Regions from separate parts of the Homo sapiens genome. Here regions 1 and 3 are each linked to region 2. Evidence: chromatin loops called from intact Hi-C (ENCODE). Cell type or tissue: chondrocyte. All regions are shown on one strand. Region 1 overlaps KIF26B (kinesin family member 26B). Region 2 overlaps SMYD3 (SET and MYND domain containing 3). Region 3 overlaps KIF26B (kinesin family member 26B).

What was found. Peaks named below come from ENCODE experiments on the same cell type or tissue, not always from the same donor. Only the 100,000 strongest peaks of a DNase experiment are listed, where the experiment ranks them.
Region 1: it touches region 2 in a loop (3-fold over the local background); 4 of 110 quality-filtered maps call a loop at or near these places.
Region 3: it touches region 2 in a loop (2.1-fold over the local background); 8 of 110 quality-filtered maps call a loop at or near these places.

Annotation. Positions count from the first base shown.
Region 1 is chr1:245,600,946-245,608,945 of GRCh38, reverse strand. It overlaps KIF26B (kinesin family member 26B), which reads right to left. Exons shown (of 15, transcript NM_018012.4): 6 at 6,163-6,369; 7 at 1,202-1,295. Among named protein-coding and RNA genes, the nearest start is that of KIF26B-AS1, 370 kb to the right of the region's middle. RefSeq lists an enhancer at 2,073-2,903. In chondrocyte, no CTCF peak of the experiment used is centred here; a DNase peak (open chromatin) is centred at 3,186.
Region 2 is chr1:245,998,683-246,006,682 of GRCh38, reverse strand. The region is part of intron 5 of SMYD3 (SET and MYND domain containing 3); the gene reads left to right. Among named protein-coding and RNA genes, the nearest start is that of SMYD3-AS1, 110 kb to the left of the region's middle. In chondrocyte, CTCF peaks have their summits at 3,116 and 3,346 (motif pointing right); a DNase peak (open chromatin) is centred at 3,367.
Region 3 is chr1:245,704,043-245,712,042 of GRCh38, reverse strand. KIF26B (kinesin family member 26B) reads right to left here. Exons shown (of 15, transcript NM_018012.4): 15 at 2,611-8,000. Among named protein-coding and RNA genes, the nearest start is that of SMYD3-AS1, 400 kb to the left of the region's middle. RefSeq lists enhancers at 25-524, 525-1,026. In chondrocyte, no CTCF peak of the experiment used is centred here; DNase peaks (open chromatin) are centred at 422 and 3,902.

The DNA of each region.
Region 1 (8,000 bases), 400 kb after region 2:
CCTGCCTCTATGAAAAATTTTTAAAAATTATCTGGGTGTGGTGGGGCATGCCTGTGGCCCCAGCTACTTGGGAAGCTGAGGCGAGAGGATCACTTGAGCCCAGGAATTGGAGGTTACAGTAATCTATGAGCATGCCACTGTACTCCAGCCCAGGCAACTGAGAGCCATCTCTTAAAAAAAAAAGAAACAAAGCAAGAGCCCAGACATGTGACAAGATTAAATCACCATGTACCTTGAGGAGGACCCCAAATATCACATGCTATCCAGTTCCTGCACTGCTTTACACACAGTGGGAAGGCTGGGCTTTTTCATCATCATTATGGTTCTTTTTATAGTTACCCCCCAGATTAAGTCCACATATTCACACTTTATATCCTGTCTCAAGTTAAATGCTGTGTATATTTTTATGGCATGAGCAAATTCTATTAAAACCCAGATCACTGCTTACATCAAGATCAAGAGAAAGGGCTGGGGAGGACGGAAGTGCAGAGAGAGGCAATGGCTTTCTGTCCTGGCTGAGAACTGGCCTCTGTGAGCTCCAGCAAGGCCTCTGTTGGAATCTCTGCCAAGGGACAGTTTTTGAAGCTCCTCAATTCACTAAACATATCAAGCGTGTAAGGGCAAGGCCTGGGGAGCAGATGGCCACAGGTCAGAAGTAAGATGGGACTGTGGGGGGATTTATGAACCCCTTGTTGGGGGGCTCTGCTGCCTCCTTTCCCAGACGCTTCAGCGCTGGAGTGTTCCCGACGGTGTGCACTGCTTTCTCCAGACGCGCCCTGGGCTCTGGGCTTTGCTTGGAGGTTGCTCCTCTGGCTTTTACAGGGGTCCAACCACCAACCCACATCCTCATGGGTGCGGTGGTGCAAGGGGCCCTATCTGCTTCCCAAACAGCGGCTGCTCAGGAAATGAATATTTTCCTGCCTGCCTTCTGGGCTTGACTCTGACCTGGACCAAGTGGGAACAACTCTGCTACTTCTCTTTCCATCTATTTGGACTTGAAGGCTTTCCTACATGAATGGGTGTCCACCTACAATGAACAACATAGGTTTTCGTCGTATAACTTGTTATTGGTTATTCAGCTCAACACCTAAGAGAAACGCAGCCCTTCCTGTCATCAGAGAACTCTGGGAGGGAGACAGAGGAATGCATGGGATGACAGGGAGCTCAACGAGCCGCATGAGAAAGTGAAACTCTCACGAACCCAGTTTGGCGTGGCCGAAACAGAACACGCAGCCATCTGCCCCGTTGACCACAGACTGGATCACCTCTGCCACGGTGCCTGCACACACTTCAGCCTGTCAGACACAAGAGGAGACACGAGCCGTGAATGGACCTCGCAGCGGAGACACCACTAACAACGAAAGTGAGCCCACCTTCCTGGGGCTTCGGGTCCCAGTGTCACTGTGTTCCCAGGTGGGTTGGCCTCTGTCGTGAAGTTTTGGAGATGCTCAGAACCCCTGGCGACCTTCCGCCCTTTGCAAGCCTGAGCATTATGCACATGCACTGCAAACCACCCTTCTGCTAATCCGTGGTACGTTTCAGCGAATGCGTCTGTAGAGCAGGCAGGAGCAGGCTGGAATGGGGGCACAGTGTGCTCATGAACCTCATTCCCTTCCCTCATCTGCCATTCTGGGGTCCCGGATAAGGTCTTTAAACTCTCCACTCACCCTCTGCTGACACACGTATACATAGAGTTTATTAAACAGGCCAGGCTTATGAGAGGGAAAAAGGTGACCCACCATTTCACAAGTGAGACCTTGAGAAACACCGTAGTTCTCACGTAAGCAAGAGGTTTGTGATATATATCTGCTTTCTCTCCTGATCTCTTTCCTCATTTTCAATTCACACCTTCCTCATTTTTTTTTTTTTTTTTTTTTTTGAGACGGAGTTTCAGTCTCGTTGCCCAGGCTGGAGTGCAATGGTGCGATCTCAACTCACTGCAACCTCCGCCTCCTGGGCTCAAGTGATTCTCTTGCCTCAGCCTCCCGAGTAGCTGGGATTACAGGCATGTGCCACCATGCCTGGCTAATTTTTTGCATTTTTTTAGTAGAGAGGGGGTTTCACCACGTTGGTCAGGCTGGTCTCAAACTCCTGACCTCAGGTGATCCACCCGCCTCGGCCTCCCAAAGTGCTGGGATTACAGGCGTGAGCCACTGCGCCCGTCCCATGCTCCTCTTTTCAAAACCTGCCTTTTCTTCCTTTTGCTACAGATACATTCAACATATAGAGTATCAGTCACCACATGGTATGTTATTAGGTGTTCTTTGGCCGGGTGTGTGTGTCTGGTCTCCAATTTGATTATTAAATCCTAGACAGGGACCAGGCTCTCGATGATGTTTTGTATTTCCCCTGAACACCCGCTAATACAGAGCTCTGCGAGCCATCAGAGCTGTCGGTTTTGTGGACTAACTTGGAGATCTGGGAAATGTCCTTCTCTTTGTTTAGCACCTGAGACTTGTCACAGAAGCAGAAAGATAGCATTATTCGCTGTGCCCTGTTGCTTTCATTTCTGTCTCGGGGCCGGAGTCAGGGCTCGTGGGAGCTCCGGGAGGCAGTGCTAACATGGGGCTTTGCAGCCCTCGGGGCAGCGTGCCTCCCGGTGGGCACCTGGGCCGTGAATGTTGTTATTCAGCAGCACAGTGAACCCAAGTATTTGGAAATCAGTTTTCTCTCCTAAACTAAAATTGAAAAACCACACTTCCAACAGCTGTCACTTGTTCCAGGGTGGTCCCCAGCAACTCTGCGGGGGGCGGGGGGCTCCTCCTGGGCCAGAGGGGGTGGCAGGACAGGGCTGCTGTAGGGCACACAGGATCTTTCAAACCCCCCAGGACTTAGGCAAGGAGAGCCCAGTGCTAACCCTGAGACAGAAGCAGTAGCGTCTTGATGGAATTTGCCAGAGGCGTGTCTGCAGAGCAGGCAGAAGGCTGCCCAATGGACTAAGCCTTCTTTGGACATAAAGTGGGATGGGAGGCAGGAGGCTGAGAAATCACCTTGAGCTATACATAAAATAAGCTGTATTTGATTCTTGAGCCACCTGGGAGAATGTTGGCTGTGTGTGGACCACACTGAGTCACCCGTGCAGAGGCCGGGGGCGAGAGGAGACCTGCTGTGCAGAGTTGGGGCGGCATCCCCTGGCACAGTTCCCACCCGGCTCTCCACTGAGAAGAGCGTGGTCAGCGGGCTGTCCATCTGGTGTGTGTTAAGAGCTGGCAGGGGCCCCGGAGGCCCCTTGCTGCTTCCCCTGGGACCTGGAGAGGCATGCAGCCTTCTCGAGCACAGCCCCCATGGGAAGGGCCAGGTCTGCAGGAAGGCTCTGCCTGCCCACAAGTCCAGGTTCTCCAGCAGGGGTGTGTCCCAGCAGAGACGTGTCCCAACAGGGGCAGCCAGCGACTGCCGAAGCCACTGAAGGGTCATATGGCTCTCAAAGGCAACCATGAAACAGGACTGTTCTAATCACTGTTTAGCTTCAGGAAGCTGATTTCCTTAGAAACGAAGAGAAAGCACAATTTCTAACTGCCCGGGTCACCACAGTGGCTGCGGCTTCACAGGCTGAAAATGAGGACTGGAGAGCACAGGCCCACTCCGCACACTCCCTCCTTTCAGGCTTGGGGGCTCCAGGGGTGCCCACCCTGTGGGGCTGAGTTTGCCCTGGCCAGCAGCATGCTGCTAATATTGGCAGTGATAACGGTAAAAATAGCCGCATTTGTTGAGCACTTGCTGTGTTCCTGGCTCTGCTGTGAGCACTTCCTGTGTGTCAACTCGAGGAATCACACGGCCTGATGAGGAACATTGTGGTCATGTCCTCACCTGACAGATGAGGAAGGACACTGAGGTCCAGAGAGGTTGAGTGACTCGCCTGAGGCCACACTGCTAGGAAATATTGGATAAAATGGCAGGAGGTCAAAGATACACCACCATACCGAGCAGGATACAGAGAGGTTAACGGGGGGAATCCAGGAAGGACGTCTGCTCGGGAAAGGGACTTTGAACAAGTGACTTCATCTTTGAGTCTCGGTTTCCTTGTGTGTCACATGAGAACATCAGTGCCTCTCTTCCTACCCCACTGAATTCTAGGAAGAGTCAAATGTGTTAATGTCTACGAAATGTCTTGAAAACTGCAAATTTATACAGACATGTAATTTATTATAACATTGGAAATGTGAATGAAAGTAAGGCATTCTGAAATGAGCGAAACTCCAGTATTGAGCATACTGAGCTCTGCAGCCGAGTGTGAAATGTAAACAAAGACTAGCAATTAAAATGGACCCTTTTTCTGGAATAAATCTAAAACGCATTCATAGTCCATGCTTGATTTAGGGTTTGCTTTGGAATTCTTACAACTTGTGGAGATTTGCTTCTGAAAAGTTTTAACTGTGTTAATGAAATTATTTGTAGGCCATTTGTTAGACCAAACGTCAGGTTTAAATTACTGAGCCCATTGGGTGATATGCCACACAAAAAATGTAATAAGGAGAGAAACCATAGAACTTATTCATAAAGTACTTTGTCTTCTTGGGTAAAACTCTTTGGGGAAACCGCATGCTCAACTTCTTAATGAATGGAGCCTGTAACATGTGCTGTGTGCCCACGGTGTAATATAGGAGCCCGTGAGAACATCGCCACCTCCTCTACTCAGATGCAGCCTGGAGGAAATTCACAGAGGCTGCAAATGGTAACTATTCGCACTGTTGTCGTCAGGTTCTGCTATAGATTATTAGTTATTATCCTATACACTGTTTAATGTAAATCTTGATAAGCACTAGAAACTTACCAGAAAGATGCAAACTCCAGGCAAAGTAGGCTATATTCTATAACCTGGGTTATTCATTTCTGCAATCAGTTCTACACGTCTGTCCCTGCTCCCTCCCCTGAAGGAACAGGTGCTGTTTCGTGCCACTTAGAGGCCCATCTTCACCAAAGCTCCAGGGTGAATCCAAAGGAGAACAGATATCTACTAGCAGCTTTAGTTGCAGCATCTGGTGAGGTCTGCAGTTCATTGGCTGCCCATGGCTCAGTAATCTTGGTACCCTGGGCCCCCAAGTAGCCTCCCAATTATGCTCATAGTAGATTAATAAAAATGGCCCCAATTCTCCACCCCAGCCTGGGTGCAACTCCCTTGCAATGTGACTTGGAGCTCGTCCAATCATTAGAAGCAATCTCTTCTCCATCTCATGAAGCTGGGCCAGTAGAATCCAGCAGAAGTGATATTGGGTCAATTCTGAGCTTAGGCCTCCAGAGACCTGCATGCATGGGTCCTGGAAACTGCCTTGAGAACTAGCCCAAGCTAGCCTGCTGGATGACGACCGACAATGTGGAAGAGAGACCAGCTGACCTGGTCAAGGCTATTCTACACCAGTGTAAGGCCAGCCAACCCCCAAAGACATGTGCCTATGGTGTGATATAGGATGATCTTATTTCGCCTGGCTGATATCCAGCCAAGATCCACAGAGCTGCCTGCCCAACCCACAGCTGATCACAGACATAAAAATGAGCTGAGCTAGGACCAGAAGAGCTGCTCAGCTGACCGATGAGCAATGATAAATGCTTACTGTATTAAGCACTGAATTTTAGGGTGATTTGTAAGGCAGCAATTCAGCGAATACAACACCTGTCCCTGAGCCTCTCTTCTTCCCCTTCACTCCACTGAGCCAGGCCACAGGATGCATGTCAGCCTCGGTTTCCCTGCCTTGCACTCTGGTTCCTTACTAGGGCTACAGGCTTGCCCTCAACCCCAGTGTGCTTATACAGGGCCTAGGAGATGGCCTAATTCTAATCAGCTCCCTGAAACACTTTTTTTTTTCCCTTCGTACAATGCCCAGGCAGGAGTAGGGTCCTACTAGATCTGTCACCAGCACCTTGACGCATTGTCCTTGTCCCTTTCTGTTATCTTCCTGCTTCTGTGTGTGATCCACTGACTGGCTCACACTTCCTTCTCCCCAAGGACAGATTTTATTGAAATCTGTGCACACTGATCCTGCCCAAGGTCTGACACCAGTAATTCAAAAGCACTGGACCATTCGGTGGAGCTCAGATTGACTCCTGAAGGAACTGGTCCATCAGAATGCTCCAGAAGACACCCTCCCAGCTCAAGGGCCCTTGTGAATGAGTAAACGTTGCCCTTTCATCAACGTTGCCTGAGCCTGAGAGGGGGCTGATACCCACCTGAGAAGCGTCTTGTGGAAAAACTGCATCGAAGGCAAACATCTTTGGAGGAACCTGGTTGCCTCTCTTTTGGAAGGCATTTTGACCTCCACAAGTCAGGGGATCGTACAAGGTGATCTGCTTCTTCCGTGGGTCCACCTTTAAGAAAGAGCTGGATTCTGAAGTATCTCGAGCCAAGGTGGAACAGATGCGAAGCATGACTTTCACCTGTTAAGAAAAGATGGGCGACAGCATGGATGAAGACAGCTGGGTGTTTTACGATGGAGCACCCTTGTATACTCTGCGATATACATGCACATGGCAGCACTGAACTTTCTCAGGATAAATTATGATGAAATGCACAGTGAATTAGCAACATCATCCTTGGTGGGTCACGGGAAAACTGATTTATTTATAATTACCAGGTAGAATATTTTGATATGCCCATTACTTCAATATGGAGCTGGCACATCATGTTCTTTGTCTTCCTATTAATATAAATTGAATATTAACTGCGCCCTCGTGGCCCAATTACACAGATGAAAAGGTAGTCTGGACTGCCAAACTATAGGGGCTGGTGCAGTTTCCTTGAAGCTCACAGATCAATAAACCATGCACATAAAAGTTAGCTCCGTAATTTACTCCTTGGCTCAGCTCATCAGGACTCTGGGAGACAAAAATCCACAGTTATTAGTGTCATCATTAAAGAACCGTGAAATGGCCTGCTTTTAATGGCCAGCATTCGAAATGTGTTCCAAGGGGCAACAGTGATAAAAGACTGGTCTGCGACGTGTTATTTGGGATCCCATTAAGCGAGTGCAGAGAAGTTGTCGTTTCAGAGAATGGAAGTGCATCTCTGGAGGGAGCAGGAGGCGCTGCCCTTTAGCCCACTTTCTGCGTGATTGAACACTGAGCACCTCTGGTACCCACCACCAACCCAGCCCCGTCCTGCAGGCGAGCGAGGTGCTTATGGAAATGCACAGTCAGCCTTGGGGTTCTAAGGTGAACAGAAATCAGGCTGAGGCCTCACACGGGTCTGGAAGCTACAGTCCTGGGAAAAGGGACAGCATTTGCTCTAACTGGCTCTTTGTTACTGTGTTGTGAGTTCAGTCCAACAAATGATGGGCACTTTTTTTGAGCACCTACTATGTGCTGGGCACTGTGCTAGGCATGGGGGATGCAAAGATATGTAATGCATAGAGTAGCAGGATAGACACAGATACAGGTAATTTTAGTAATATGTGGCAACTTCGGAAGGTATGCACAAGGATTATTTCTAAATTCCTCTCTGTGTCTTGTTCTCTTTGTCTCATCAGTTGTCAGGTTTGGTGAAATCTCTGTCATGCAATTTTGAGGAGGAGGGGTGGTTGTAATTTTTAAATAAAATATTTTCAACATATAGAAATGCTCAGAGAATCATAATGTTGTTCAAGACGGAGATCCTCCTGCCAATCTCGACTCTCTCTGCTGAGCGATGAGGACTAATCTGCAGTGAGCAAAGCTGAAGGTAAAGAATCCCAAGGGCACTGGGTCCGCAGGTGTCCTGCACCGTGTCCCCGCTGTGCTTGCCTTCTAACTTAAGAACAGTTCTCCGTGGAGATCCGGAAGCCAGTGTCCCAGTAGAAGGAGCCCGAGTGTGGGACGCACTCTACCTCTGAGGGTTTAGATCTTGCTTCTCACACTGAGGTCATAGAAAGATCCCTGCCATTTTCTCTCATATGCCAGGACTATGCTGTTATCTACACGATCTCATTTAATCCTCCCAATGCTCCAGGGTGTAGGTATGCCTGTCCAGATTTTACAGATGAGAAAACTGTGTTATATAACTTGCCCCACATCACTGAACCTGTGGGTGGAAG
Region 2 (8,000 bases):
GGCGAGACAGGTCAGTATTTGGCACTTGATGTCTTTTAAATTGTCTCTATTCACACATCAGGAAGGCTGCAGCTGATTTCCATTTATTTTTTAGTTTTTTAAAAAATCTTCTGAGAATAAGTCAGAATTATACAGGGGCTGCATATCACTTTCCAGCTTTCCCCCTAACTTTGTAAGTATGTGGGGAAAGACAGATGTGCAGTAAGGGCTTCTCACATTATCACCCAGGAGTTCCGTCTGGGAAACAGGGAGCACGTCCCAGTTCCCCTTTGGTAGGAAGAGGAACCTACGTGGGTCCAGCCTGGATATCCCTGGACTGTTCCTCACCACCCGTGTCTCCCCTGTCCCGCCCCCCGCCGCCCCTCCAGCACCCCAGCCCCTCCAACATCCCAGTCCCTCCAACTCGCTCATCAGTTTTAAGGTAGAATAGCAAGGCGGGCTCTTCCTACAAAGTAGATTTTTACTTTAACAACTTTAAAATCCACTTTGGGGCTTTGGGGGACCATGACATATAGGTTAGATTTCTTTTAGCAGTCAGGACGTGGTTGTGCTTTCAACACAAACATCAAATCACCGTCTTTAATTTTTAAAACCAATCCTAAAACAGTGTAGTAGAATTGCTTCCCAAATGTCAAGATCCCGCCTTTTCTCCCCTTTCAATATCTAGCTGTCTTCGGAGTATATAAAACCCATTCACAGAGCTTGGGAACAATTAGGTTCTCAAACTCCACATCTCATATGGAGGCCAATTGAAGATGAACATCTTTAAATGTCAAGAGGTGTGTGTTCTGGCCTGTAACCACGGCTCCATATGTGTGCTGGTTCTGACAGGGGCCCTAAATTCAGTGACGACGTCTGGTAATGATTGAGAGTGACTGCTGACTGGAGGTTTGAAGGACCTGGCTTCCCCCACTTTTTCTTTCTTTATCCCTTTTGCAGTTTTCATAGGATTCTCTGTTTGTGAGAGGATTCTGCAGTAAGCAGGTACTTGTGTTTTGCTTTTATAACATCACTGTAAGCGTGCCCCTTTACATGCTTAAACTATGCCCATATGACTCTCTGCAGAAAACTGGACCTGTTTCCTAGGCCCTGCTGTATTCCAGCTGAGAGGAGGCATAGGACATACCAAGGGAGTTTTGATTTGCTTATCCTCACATCCTCTAATTTAATGGGTAGCCCTTTATAGAGACAGGTGACTATCCGCATTTTAGATGAGCAAACCAATGTTCAGGGAAGTTGCCCAAGGTCAGAGAGCTAGTTAATTGAGAAACCAGGATTGAAAATCAAATCCAGTTCCAAGTACAGCGTTGGCTCCACCATATGTGATGGTCTTCCAGCTGTAAGCGTTTGCTTTGCTACTGTGAGAAACATTTATACTTGTCTGCTGAGTCATAGGGCAATGGGAATATTTTTGGCTTGCTCTATCTGGCTAATTAAGCAATGGCAGTAAGATAGGCAGAGCCCACATTTTTGAGGTTTTTCTTTGTAACCAACATTCTTCATGTAATGTTTCCCCCTTAAAATGTTAAAATTAGGCCAGTCCCAGTGGCTCATGCATATAATACCAGCACTTTGGGAGGCCAAGATGGGCAGATGGCCTGAGCGCAGGAGTTTGAGACCAGCATGGGCAACATGGAGAAACTCCATCTCTAGAAAAAAATACAAAAAAATTAGCCAGGCATGGTGGTGCACGCCTGTAGTCCCAGCTACTCGGGAGGCCGAGGTGGGAGGATCAGCTGAGTCCAAGGAGGTTGAGGCTGCAGCGAGTCATGATTGCACCACTGCTCTCCAACCTGGGTGACAGAGTGAGACGCTGTCTCAAAAAAAAAATTATTATCCCTTATTCTTTTATTTCTTATAGTGTCTGTAGCATATAGGCCTCCCCAGGGAACAGTGCTGTCCATTTTCTGGGTTGCCCTGCCTCAACACAACTCTCCAGACCACCCTCTGTCTGGCCTCAACCCTACGTAACCCTTTGTGTGCACATACATTCCCTGGGCTCCCAAGGATAGAGCCTCTTGCATGAGGAAGCTGGATGAAAGCCTGGAAAGGTTATTTTGTTTAAATTCTTACCTTGAAGTTCCTTTGGTGAGGGAGCCAGCCTGGAAATCATTCCAGAACAGTCGTGTTTCATAGTTACAGTGTAATCGGGAGGCTGTCATTCATGGCCATTAAATTGCTTCCTTTGAAGTATAAGAAAAACCAGGACAACTTTTATGGCCCTTTAACCCACAGGATTGTAGTACACATGAATGAAAGTCAAGTGTGTTGTGGACTCTTGCAGGTACTGTGGCTGGCAGAATTCCATCTTCACCCTGGTGCTCATTCATTGGTTGACTTTCAAGTGAAAACTGGGGTGAGCGGTATCAGAATCTTGGAAGGCTTTTCTTCTCTCTCTTTTTTGCATTTTTATAAAACAAATCAGAAATGAGGAGTCTTATTTTGTAGCTTGACTAAAAATGAGAATTATTATTTCTCTGGTAGATCTCTTTGGGGCTGGGCAGCACCTTCTAGATGTTAGCACTGTGCTGGCCATTTTGCGTACCGATTTCCATTTAATCCTCACAGCAATCCTATGAAGTCGGTAGGCTCATTCCCATTTTACAGATAGGAGACAGGCTTGAGAAGGCCCCTTAGTAAGTGGCGGTGCCCGAATTCCAATCGAGGTCTGAGCCAAAGCATGTGGTTTTGCTCCCATGCCCTGTGGCTTCCCAGAACTCATACCTGAGCTTATATAACAGAGGAACATTGGTGGAGCCCCAAGTCGTGGGTCCCAGTATCTCTAGGATAATCACTTGTGTAATAAATCACTTAGATTTACACGACTGTATTATATTTTGTTCTTAAGAGAATCACATGGGAAAACTGTGGAGAAAGAAAGGCAACAAAGTAAATATTAGTGTTTAATGACTAGATGTGTGAGATATTTATATTACATATTATAATAAATTTAATGCTTCATGACATTGATCTGTATGTAATTTAAAGAGATGCTCAAAATTCAGATCATTGGAATAATAAGCAAGGTAGTTTTACATTGCTGAAAAAGGTACATCTAAAGGCAATGTATTTCTTATTGAAAATTTTGTTGATAGCTGAGCCGTTCAAAATGGGGTGGGAAGAGATAAAAAGGAATGGGGAGGGAATCTTTCAGTATGTGGATTGTAAAGTTACTCTACAATTGTTCTGAGAGGAGATAATCCATAGGACGTAACAATGTGTGAACTTCAGCTGTCCATATTCCTCAATAATATATCCTGTCACCTGTATTTATTGCCTGGAATTGTTGCAAGACGGAATTAGTCCTAAAAGAGTTTGATTAGGTCATGATAAGTCCCACCGCTCCACCAGATGGCGCTGTGGTAGCATAGCTACACCTGATGCCCCTGCCAGAGGTTTGAGAAGCAGATGACAACCTTCTGTGGGGATCCTCCAAAGCCTAATGACCTGTGAATTGGAGCCCCACAGAACAATAGAGTTTTTCCCCTTTCTGGTTCTGGGTTCGGTTCTTCTGTGTGCCTACACATCTTCACTTGGCATTTCTTCGCCCCTTTACCGTCTTTCCCTCCGCCTCTTCCATCATATCTCTTCCCTGCTCACCAATCCTCCTACCTACAACCTTTCTCTTCTCTGCCTTATCCTTCAGACTTCTTTTCTCTTTGGTGAGTGTAGAACGCACTTACATCGTGCGGTGGTAAACTGAGATGTTTCCGTGTGAGCCATGCAGTGAGGCCGAAGAATGGGTTGGGAACTACTGTAAGAGGAGGTGGCCGGGCGCGGAGGCTCAGGCCTGTGATCCCAGCACTTTGGGAGAGGGAGGTGGAAGGATCACTGGAGCCCAGGAGGTCGAGGCTGCGGTGAGCGATGATTGCACCACTGCACTCTAGGCTGGGTGACAGAGCAGGACCCCGTCTCTAAAGAAATAATAATGGGCCGGGCGTGGTGGCGGGCGCCTGTCATCCCAGCACTTTGGGAGGCTGAGGCGGTCGGATCACGAGGTCAGGAGATCGAGACCATCCTGGCTAACATGGTGAAACCCCGTCTCTACTAAAAATACAAAAAATTAGCCGGGCGTGGTGGCGGGCGCCTGTAATCCCAGCACTTTGGGAGGCCGAGGCGGTCGGATCACGAGGTCAGGAGATCGAGACCATCCTGGCTAACATGGTGAAACCCCGTCTCTACTAAAAATACAAAAAATTAGCCGGGCGTGGTGGCGGGCGCCTGTAATCCCAGCACTTTGGGAGGCCGAGGCGGGTGGATCACGAGGTCAGGAGATCGAGACCATCCTGGCTAACACGGTGAAACCCCGTCTCTACTAAAAATACAAAAAATTAGCCGGGCGTGGTGGCGGGAGCCTGCAGTCCCAGCTACTCGGGAGGCTGAGGCAGGAGAATGGCGTGAACCCGGGAGGCGGAGCTTGCAGTGAGCCGAGATCGCGCCACAGCACTCCAGCCTGGGTGACGGAGCGAGACTCCATTTAAAAAAATAATAAAATAAAAAGGAGGTGGTCATCTTGCCCGTCAGACCGGAGTCTCCTCACAACTGGCATGCGCTTCTCAGTGGACTTATGACTTGTTCCTGCAGTGAATTTGGCAATGTCTCAAAAATGATGGGTTTGGTTCTAGTAAACAGAATCGTAAGGAAGATAGGGACTCTGCAATTACAGTGGTGGATGTGGAAAGTATACAAAGTATCTGTGATCTCTTGGGGATCGCCCAGAACCAGAGCTGGAAACCAGAGCTGGAAGACTGGCGGCCGGAGAATCTGTCAAAATCTCTTGTTCTGAACAAAGGAAAGAGATCCAGAGGATCCCAGGTCTCTTTCTGGCCAGTTTAATGCTCTTCTCTGAGTAGCTGCCAGCTCCCAAAAGGCAGAGCATTGATATTCAAAGAAAGGAACCATCTGTGAATGTTATTTACTGTAGGGTCTGCAATTCTGAAAATTATCAGCCAGGGCAATGACCCCTGTTTGACTATCATTTGTAGTTCAAAAAGAGGATCATGGAAAACATTTAAACTATTTTCTGTCTTCCCCATAAAATGTTAGTCATTTATGTATAGGATTATTATTGTTTCCGTCTTCAAACCACAGCTCGCAGAGCCAGCGACCACATGATGAGAAACAGCCATGCTTCTTAGATTTTGGCAAGGGTGGCTAATGTAAAAACGGCCCATCTCCAAAACATGATGGATGCCACATACCCCATGGTTTCCAGGATGAAGCCAGACACTGTCTCTTCCATAGTACCTGGAGCAAGGAGAAACTTTCAAAAACATCTGCACCCTATAAGGTTGAAGATGGGTTGGCAAGAGGAGGACGTGCTTGTGGGAATCATACTTGTAGGTAGGCAGACGTGTTTGGACTTGCCTGGCATATTTTTCTCCTTGGAGCAATTCATCTTCTCTTGACATAAAACTTTCTCACTAGTCAGAAGCAACACTTTCCGAGATGTCATTTAATTCACACTAACAAATTACAAGGAACTTCAGGTGAATAGGTGGGAAGGCAGCGTTTGGAGCTAGCCCGATAGGATCCTAAATATGGTTCTGTCTGTTGGCCTTAGAGTATCATTTGCATCAGTCTCGTTTCCCTCCTCGTCGGGGGCGCAGGACAGCGGCCTCATTTCGTAAGACTTGAGTGAAGTGGTGTAAATGGGCTGATAATTGGTGGGCTTCTTCTTACCATCACAGAACTTTAGAAATTAAGGAAAACCTTACTCGGACAAAATAAAGCAGTCTCTAAGTTAGCTAGACTTTCGATCTATGTGGAATGTAGAAATGTGATCTTCTGTTTCCAAACACTCCATATGTCATAAGTCAAGATGTGGCTTTAGCAAATACTCACTGATAGATATGTTCTGTTAGATACGTTCTCTGTCTTCCAGCATCTTACAGTTTACTTGACAAGGTGAACTCAGCGAATCACCAGTGATGAGTGTAAGGCTTGTAGGCCTTGTATTTTAGTCTCTGTTATCTTGATTAGTGAGCGCCCTGGAAATGAAACTCCTTAATAACTGTTTTGGCCATGATGCAAAATAAAAGGTCATCATTGAACTGTGTGTATGGTGGTGTCCAGGGGAGGGGGAAACAGAGAGAAGTCCTGTGTGGTCCAAAGGGGCTTTTTAGAGTCTGGAGAAGGTTTGTGTCATTTTTGGTTTAGGGGCATGGTTGATGCTATGGGACATTCTAGAGAGAAATGGAAGGTGGACGCCCCCTGCAGACCACAGCCCTTTCTACCCCAGTGGGAGAGAAGGGAAGGAAGTAATATCCTATCTCCATCTTCACATTCTGTTTTTTTTTCTTCCATGTTCCTTTTTTCTCCTGTCTCCTTTTCCTTTCTCCTTTCTGTTGTCTCTTCCCACCCCTTCTGGGAAGAACAGAAAAAAACCGACACTTATCGGTGCCCTGCCATGTGTCATCATCTTGCCAGCTTAAGGGTAAGAAAGAGGGTGGGGCACAAGGAGCCGAGTAGCTGTGTAGATTTGTCTACAGCCTGGCAGTCACAATGCCTCCATTGAAAACCCAAGCCGCATGATTTATATATCTTATCATCATCACGAATTTTTATTCTGAGAAACTAGGCAAGAGAAAACATCTTCAGTCAACCATTACTGAGTGTAAACTAGGAGTCAAGAACAGTCATAGCCTATCTCATTTAGCTTTCTTAACCCTGTGAAGTAGGTATATTATTCCAATTTTATAAAAGAGGAACTAGGATTCAAAACGTTGAGTGAACTAGCCAGCATGTTCCCTGGTGCCTAGCAGGTACTCATTACATACTCGCTAAATGAAGAAGTAAGCAAAGTAAGTCATTGAGCCAGGATTTTAAAGCAGATTTTATAACCTCGAGTTCCGTGCTCTTTCTGCTTTATTGTTTGTTTTCTGGGAGAGACTTGGGTGAGCCTAAAAGATCAGTAGTATCCTGTACTATTTATGGAACAATTAATATTTGACTTTTGAAATAAGAATGCAGTATGTTGGTTTCATTAGTCTTTATCTCTCTTTCTCTCTCTCTTGCTTTAGGTAGTATATAATTGTTTATACATCCCTATCCTTAAATCCTTTTTCTTTCTTTCTTTTTTTCTTTTTTTGACTCACTCTTAGGTCTTTTATACTGGCAACCAGCTTAGTTGTTTAAAAACATAGATTCCAGGTCAAGAGTTTCTGGGTTTAAATCTAGGTTTTGCCATGTCTTGCTCTGTGATCTTGGGCAAGATACTTAACCTTGCTGGTTTTCAGAATTATTAACTTTAAAATGAGGATAATAATAAAAACCTACATCAAGGGGTTCCCATGAAGGTTATACAAGTTGTTATATGGATAGCACCCAGAACAATTCCTGGCACAGAGTAAATACTATCTACATGCAGTTAATATGGCAGCATTGCTAATGTTATTATTCTGTGTGCTTTTTGCAATCTTCCCCTTTTATTTCTTAAGCTCTTATTTTTTTTTTATTTCCACCTTGTTTTCTTCTTTATAGTTTGGTTTCATGTTTGGTTGTTTTTGTGGGTTTTTTTTGGTGGTAAAATATATCTAACATAAAGTTTGTGATTTGAATGATCTCTGAGTGTATAATTCAGTGATATTAATTACATCCACAGTCTTGTGCACCATATCTATTTCTAAGTTTTTCCTTACCTCAGAGAAATTCCTACCCCGTGAAGCGACAATCATCCACTCCCCTTTCACCTCAACCCTGGACACCACCAATCTGTTTTGCGTCTCTGTGAGTTTGACTACTCTCAGAACCTCTCGTAAGTGGAATCACACAGTATTTGTCCTTTTGTGTCTGGCTTCTTCCACTTAACATAATCTCTTCAAGGTTTGTCTGTGCCGTAGCATTATTAGAATTCCTTTCCTTTTTACGGCAAAATATTATTTTCTGTCTACACCACATTTTTTCTGTTCATCTGATGACGGACCCTTGGGATGTTTCCACTTTTTGGAAATTGAATAATGTTCGATGAACATTGGTGGGCAAGTATCTGTTGAGTCGCT
Region 3 (8,000 bases), 290 kb after region 2:
TGTAGATCTTTGTGGTCTATAAAGCTCTTTTTTTTGAGTTTTTCTTCTGAGCACACAAAAGGTGTGTAATATGTATCAGCACCCCAGAACCTGCTGGAGAGGGGAGAGCACAGAGGATGGGCTGAGCGGGGCAATGTAACAATTTTAAAATGAAAAAGAAAGGACGTGCTGCTTACCGTGCATGCAGGTGGACCCCAAAGTAGCTTCCTCAGGTGGCAGCGGGGTGGCTGCCCAGGGGACAGTCCCCTCCTCCTCAGCTGGCTGGATGCTCACAGCGCGCCCTTCCTGAGCTCTTGGCAAATGCACGTGTTAACCCGCTGCGGGGAGGAAGCTGGAAGTGCCGGGGAGTAGGGGAGTGAGGGAGGGCTGGACTTCCGCAGGAGAAATAAAGCGACTTGCAGTGACACTGGCTGTCCCCCTTCCCTCCCCGCCTCGCTGCCCTCTCAGCCTCCTGCTTAAGGAGACTCTTCTGGAGGTGAGGCCTGGACAAGGGCCCAAATTCTAGGAAAAGGGGCCCCTGAGGAGGGTTTGCCCTGCATGGAGGGGAGCACGTTTGCGTGTTTGTAGCAGCGTTTCTGTGTGCCGGCCCGGCTCGCCAACCTCACTGAGTTCTGGGAGCCTGGAACCTGTTTCATTCACTGCAACCAGCACGGTGTCTGGGACAGTGCGAGTGCTGCTCAGTGAGGGTTTGCTCGACGATTGTTTTATACATGTTGAGACGGAATCCACGAGCTTGAACACGACTCTTTTTCATCTCTTAGAAACATGCTTTAGGAGGCCTGAAAGCCAAGGCTGCTCCGTGGCTGTGGAGGTCAAGGCTGTGTGCGTAAGAAGCCCAGGGCGTGGGTCTGGCCTTGTGTGGGCCTGGTGCTCCTTCTCCACTGGGAATTAGGGATTAATCCCAGTAGGGGTTTGCAAATGCAGACCTTTGGTCCACTTGTCACGGGACTCTGAAATGCTGCAGGCCCCTGCCCAGGTTTTTGTTGTTGCCTCTTCCCCCAAAGTTGAATAATTGATTGATTCATTCATTCAGCTAATATTGGTTGAGCACCCACTATGTTCCATGTTCTGTTCTAGCCACTGGAGTTATAGAACAAGAGATATCCATGGGTGTTAGGAGCACTGCAGCCACTGGCAGGTCAATGCATTTACACTCCAAGTGCTCTGTAGATTTATAAGGGTTTTCTAGAAACAACACCTTCAGCTAGAAAAACAAGTGGAAGCATCAGACACTGCAACAGGTCCTGCATAGATGCGGAGGCATTTTCTCCATCCAGGTGCAGCCATAGCCTGATCTGCCATTGCTGGACAATGACATCACCTTGCTTTCTTTTCTATGACCTTCTAGTCCCAGGGGCGTCTGGCCAAATGCAGCATGGTGCCAAGGTAGGCAGAATGGCCACTGTCCTCCCTGAGACAAAGAGACAGGATCAAAAAGGATGGAAAGAATAAAAGTAAGAACAGTTTGGATAGTTTAATGGTTTGAGGGACAGATCCACCTAAGATTGTATATTTGGATAGTTTTTTTCCTAATGAAAAGTTACTTCTGATGACCACACAATACATATCCTTCCCAGAGACGAGAGGTGCTGATGTGAATTGGGACAAGATGTATTATAGGCTACGACAGGCCAGCAGAGCACTGAGAAGGTCTTTAATTGGGAGGAGTGAGGGCATTAGAAACAATTCTATAATAGAGGCTGCCTTTCCATCGTCTCCTCCCCAAGGGAATGATCAGTTTGGCACCACCTCTACCTTCTCTTCTAGTTGAAGGCATTATGTTTAGAAAACCCTTACGGCTTCTGCTCGGTTTACCCAAAGGGAGCCCAAGAAGGTCTTGGCTAGGATTTGGGGAGAAGAAAAGCAGGGAGCCTTGGAGGTGTGCATGTCCAGGCAAGCGTGGTGCAGTAGGAGACAGGGACTCAGAGAGGGATCTTGCCAGGAGTGAAGAGTATGTATTTGCTTTGAGTGGCCATCCTGCCCTATCTCCTGGGGGTGTGGAGCACTCAGTTGATTGGATGAATGTGGCACCAGCATCTAGGAAAGTCCCTCATTACTGTTCAGAGGGAAATGTCTGCAGTGGAGGGAGACTGTCCTCAAGGGAAGGGGCTACCCTGAGAGACCTTTTTCTAGTTCTGATCTGTTTTTGCCTTCTTGCCTGAATGTGCCCAGTTATAACTGAGACCAAGCACCAGTGTAACAGAGGCCCATGCATCCAGGCCCGAGCAATCTACAGTGACTGCAAATTCCCTTATTTTGTGTAAGCCCCAGAAACACTGGACTGAGGGAGGGCAACAGAAAATATCCCATTATCAACACAAGCTTCTCCACACTTTCCCCAGCGTCTGGCTCTCAGGTGTGCAGAACAAGTCCAGGGACTCTGGGACTTAGCTGACACCTCTACTCACTCCTGGCTGAGCTGCTGAACTTGTTGGGGGCCAGCTCCACAGGGCGACTAGACAGGCCTCATCCCATGAGGTCCTGAGAGGCCTGGGGGCTAGACTTGGGCCAAGGTGTTGCTGCCGTGAGAAGCACCCACCCCTAGCTCTTGAATTGCTTTCCCCCGAGGTACAGAAGGAGAAGCTGGATAGAGGAATTCACAACTCTGGGTAGAATAAAAGTGAACATTTAATGCCACCATAGTTTGATTTTTTTTTAAACACCAGATTCTTTTTTGACAACATTTTACACCTCATATGCCACAAAAAGTCAGAGATCGTAGCCAGCAAACAATGTCTTTACACTGGAAAATGCCACACAGCTTAATGGATTCATGTCACCAGTTTGTGAGAACTATAACTCTTTTTTTCTGGACTGTTCTCCAGGGAGCCTGCTCATATTTATCATAATCAAGCCAACACCTAACGTTTATATAGCTTGCAAAGGCCCATGCACAAAACTAGCCTGCCAAGGGGCTGCTGGGACCTGCCCAAGTACAGAAGAGTTGAATTTCTGACTTTAACAAATGAGTTTTATTGAAGCATTTTAACAGCAAACACTTGTGAACTAATAATGTTTTGAATGGCCCCAGTCTTCCATCTGGTTAAACAGTGGATTTCAGACAGTAACATTAAGCACTACCATTGAATTGTAAAACAAGATTTTATGAACTTATTTAGGAATTCACTGTTTCTGGCACAATAAATGCACCTGGGCAGACCTTGTCTCCACTTTTCAAATGGGCCCATTTCTACAGATAAGCATATTTATATACACATACATACATTACTAATCATGGAATTAGAGATCCAGAGCTTGAAGGAACCACAAAGATCATCTAGCACAATGTCTTCATTTTATAGGTTAGAAAACTGAGTTCTGGAGGAGTTAGGTAATATATCACGGACGGGACGACTGGCAAAGCTGGAATTAGAACTCAGGTTTTCTGTCCTATGGAATATATCACGGACAGGATGACTGGCAAAGCTGGAATTAGAACTCAGGTTTTCTGTCCTATGGAATATATCACGGACGGGACGACTGGCAAAGCTGGAATTAGAACTCAGGTTTTCTGTCCTATGGCCTTTCACCATGTCAGGTACCTCCTGTACACACACATCCGTGTATGTACACACACCTTAGAGGAATGGTATGTGTTCATGTCTACACATACCTGGTGCAATATGATCTGATGGGAAGAATCCAATAAGCTGGACTCAAGTCCCTGTTTTGCTATAAAACCACTCTGTGAACTCGGGCCAGTCAATGACTAGACTTCAGTTTCTTCATCTGTAAATGATTACCCCCAGCTCCTAGACAGACCTTTAATTTCTTCAAAGCACTTCCCATCACTTATACCACTTTCTCTTGATGCTCTCCCAGAAGGGCAGCTGTTCTGACCCCCAGTCTTCCACTCGGGAACCTGAGGCCCAGCAAAGCGAAGAGGCTCGCCCAAGGTTGCACAGCTAGTAACAACCAGGCCTGGCGGCCCATGTCCTTGCTCCTAGCTCAAGGCCTAGCCCCTCCCTGCCTCTCGGGACCCAGTGAGGGGACAAAATGCCTTAAGATTGTAAGACTCACTAAAGTACTTTGGTTTTTCCAGAGGAAAAAAACAGGTACTATATATATCCAAGCTAAGGAACTCCAATTGCTTTCCCAAACCCTCTTCAGTAGCACTAGGGGTTGGATGGGAGTCTTAGGGAAATGTAGGGAACTAATACTATCAGCACTTTCCTCAGGAATTGAATGTTGAACCATTAGGAAGAGGCTGAGTCCTCTTCCGTGCAAGCCGGTGGGCGTGGATTTCCAAGCCCATTCTCATCAAATTCAAAACGAAGGGATCTTTCCCATTTGGCTGCTTACTACAGAAACAGCTTAGATTTTGAACTAAGCCCTGTGCATTGAGGATTGGACCCTAATCCCTATTCTCTTGCTTTATCTGTCCTCTCCCCATCCCCCAGCCCATGTTTCCACTAACAGACTTTGCTTGAGTGAGAAAAACATGGAAAAAAATAGCCACAGACAGATCCAGCAAATCTCCACCTCGATGCACGGCACGTGGATAGCATTTCCAACCGTGATGCATAATAAGTAAATGAGAGAACACGAGCAATGCTGTAAAGCAACATCCTGAGTTCACAAATAAATTAGAACTTCTTCATAAATCAAATATTACAATGTGGGCTGTTAGCAGGATAGGGAATGAAAGAAGGAACCTTTTTTAGTGTTGAAGGTAATTTCTAGGTACGCATGGAATAGATGTGTGAGTGTGGTATTTCAGTACTCGCCTCCACACGTGTGGACCTTGGGAACAACTATGCTTAGAGATTAAGGTTTGTATGCAATGAAGGCTTGATACTGCCCCAAGCCGCACTGTGTCCAGTGTTATGACATTGCTGCAGGTTCTGGGTAGGGCCACCCAAAAGCAGAATGTGTTTGTTTAGGGAGGGATAAATTAGTTTCCAGGAATTTTCAGAAAAAATTTTTTTGAGAAGATGAGCTTAAATGACAGTATCTTCTCCCGGATTAGAATTACGCTTGCATTATGATGGAAATAATGAACAGGTTGTAATTTTAAAATGTGTCATTTTGTCAGGAAGATTACTAAGTGATGCACTTTATAAGCTGTTACCCACCAATGTTGACAGATACTTTCTGGAGGTGGAAAAAGAGGTATCAGAATCCAAAGAAACACTGCCCCCACCAAAATTTGAGACCCATTTACTTGCATCAGTGACACTGAACACCCAGCTTTGTTTCATTTGGTGCAGAGAAAAGTGGGCTGTGTGCCTTTCCTCCCTGCCCAGACTCCCGTGTGGTGGCATTGAAGAGTGTCCTTCATGGGGGGACAGCTGGGCCACATACCCCGGCGGCAGCATGGAGGCCCCAGGGACAGTGGCAGCAGACGGCTTAGCCTCAACTAATAGCAAACAGGACTTTCAACCTCTTTCTCACTGGCAAGTTTTCAGGGTTTAAGACGTATTGTCTTTAGAAGCGAGGGACTCTGTGTGTGCTCCAAGAATGGGTTACTAGTCCAGCAGGAAAGAACAATGAGTACAGGCAGGACTCCTTCCTTTTTTAGTTTGGAAATTAACTCATCTTTAGTCATTTTACAGTCTAAAATCCTTTTTGGAATAAGAAACCTAAAAAACCTAAAAACACTCAATATAATCAGCAGTGGCCAATGATATAGACGGCTGTGTTTGCATTGAACAAATCTGCAGATTTGTCAGCCTTGCCTTCTATCCAAAGAAGGTGGCTGGTTTACAAGGACATGAGATACACACCCAAGTGGGCACAACTGCATTTTTGGTCAATACAAACAGAACTCTGAGATTTTATCAGAAAGTCTGAGCAGCAAGCGTGAGACTTGTAGGTGCGTATAAGACTTTTTGAACCTCCACCCTGGATGGTAGATGCGGCTGGACTGAAGTCACTACCGCCTTATAAGAACATAATAGACTTCAAGTTGAAGGCTAATTTATGACAAACCAGGCCAGATTCCTGCCTGTCTAATTCCCCACGCTGCGATGCCTGGCTGTTTACCCCAGCTTCTCATGAGAGGAGCCCCTTCTCCAGCTCAGGGGTTCCCACCTTTGTCAAGACAGGACACATCTCTGCATTTGCATCTTAATGCTCCCCCATGTTAAGAATGGCAACTGGCGAATAAACAACGGGCAGAGTGTTCTGATTCCAAATCCGGAAGAGATGAAAGAGACAGCTTCCTCGTGATGTAGAGGGGAATTCAAGGACAACAAGATCAAAGTTTGCAGCTCGCAGGTGGGAACTGAAAGCCCATGATAAAGCAAACTCTCGCTCCTCAGCACCACCGTGCAATGCGACGTGGAGTGACTCCCAGGGACACAATAGCACCACCGCCCGTTCTTAGATCTTAGTTTTGCTCCGCTGCTAATGCTTCCACCTCACATATTTGGAGCAGGGGGTGAGGAGGACAGGTTCACACAAGGAGTTAGACCTATGCATCTAAATGTTAATTTCAAATATTTTTTTCTAGTCCTTTCGCTTGTGGGTAATGAAATAGAAATGGGTTCGTTGATATTCCCCCTTGCCTCCTTGGGTTCTCTATCACCAAAACCAAGGGGAGACCTGGAACTATCATGTCTGGCCACTGGGTAAGGCATCCTCCCGTGACTGGGACTGCTTCAGAATGGTCAGCCGGAACTCCTTCCTTCATCATCAATACAGTCAATTTATAGGCAGAGACAGGAACAAGCACATCATAACGTAAAATGCCTGATTTCTTCATGTGGTTTATCAATATTGGTAAATTAACATGTTTGCAGCTTATTTAGGTCAAAAAAAAGCAAAGAGAAGAGAGAGAGAATGGACAACATCAACATAAAGCATTCTCCTTCACCGTGGCCTGCGAGATCCTGCGAGGTGTTCTGTGATTGCCATCTTGGGAAGGAGTCTGACTTGCTAAGAGAACTCTTGGTTTCCTTCCGCCTTTTGTTACAGCATAAAGTTGCTACAAATGGATAAAAGCAGATTTAGGCAGGAGGCAAGCCGAATGCCACTCCCCTCGGAAGGATTCCATCGGTTTCAGTCCAGGAAGGGCACCAGGCTCTGTCACTGGCTAAAGGAAGGCAGTGCAGCATGGAAGGAACCTCAGGGGAGGATGTGGCAGGGGCGAAAGCCAAACTCATCGATGACTCATCAGATGAGTTTCTTTCCAACAAAAACAGAATATTCACCTTTGAAAATCTCCAATTAAAGACTTTTCATGAACTATATGTTTGAAACCAGCAACCAGCAGCCCAATGGCAAACTCGAAGGATTGGCTTCCCTTTGGGTCCAGAAGCCTCCAAGGATATTACTGTTAAGCAAGCCCACTTACACAAGTGCTTTGAGGCCAGAGGCGAGCCCAGAGCATGCGACTGTCCTGCAGAATGGGGTCAAGGTTAAGGAGCTCAGGGAGGTCCTGCTTCCCAGGGCAACACACTTGTCAGACTTGGGAGATACACAGAAGGAAGAACGAGCCATGCCAGAGCAGCCTCTCACTGTAGTTTAGCCTGTTCAGCCAGCAGATTTGGGCATGTCTCCTGTTTGCACCTTTGCATAGAAGCAGACTCTTATGGAAAGTGCAAAGCCAGACTCGTGACCCAGGGAGCTGGCTTCCAAAGCACATGAGCCAACAGGGCCACCTGAACCCTGTTCTGATAACAAAGGATCAGGTCATGTGAAGCTCACAAGACTTCGGTTCCCATTTACCGAGTTCAGCCAGCTGTGTGGGCTGCAGTGTCCAGAGGTACACTGACCAAGAAACGTAGTGTTTTTTTCCCCGCTTGGGGAGTGGCTGGGGCTGAGTTGTTGGTTAATAAAGACAGCCTAGCTTGGAAATAAATAGGCTCATGAAGATATGCTGCATTTGAGGGCAAAAGGGAAGCGTGCTCTGCACACGCCTAAGTACCATCCTCGATGCGAAGGCTGCAGGGACTCTTAGATTCTGGGCTGCACTATCATCAGCACCACAGCTTTTATCAGGGAAATCCCTTGACCACTCTGTACCCCAGGTTTCTATCAATCACTAAAATGGGTAT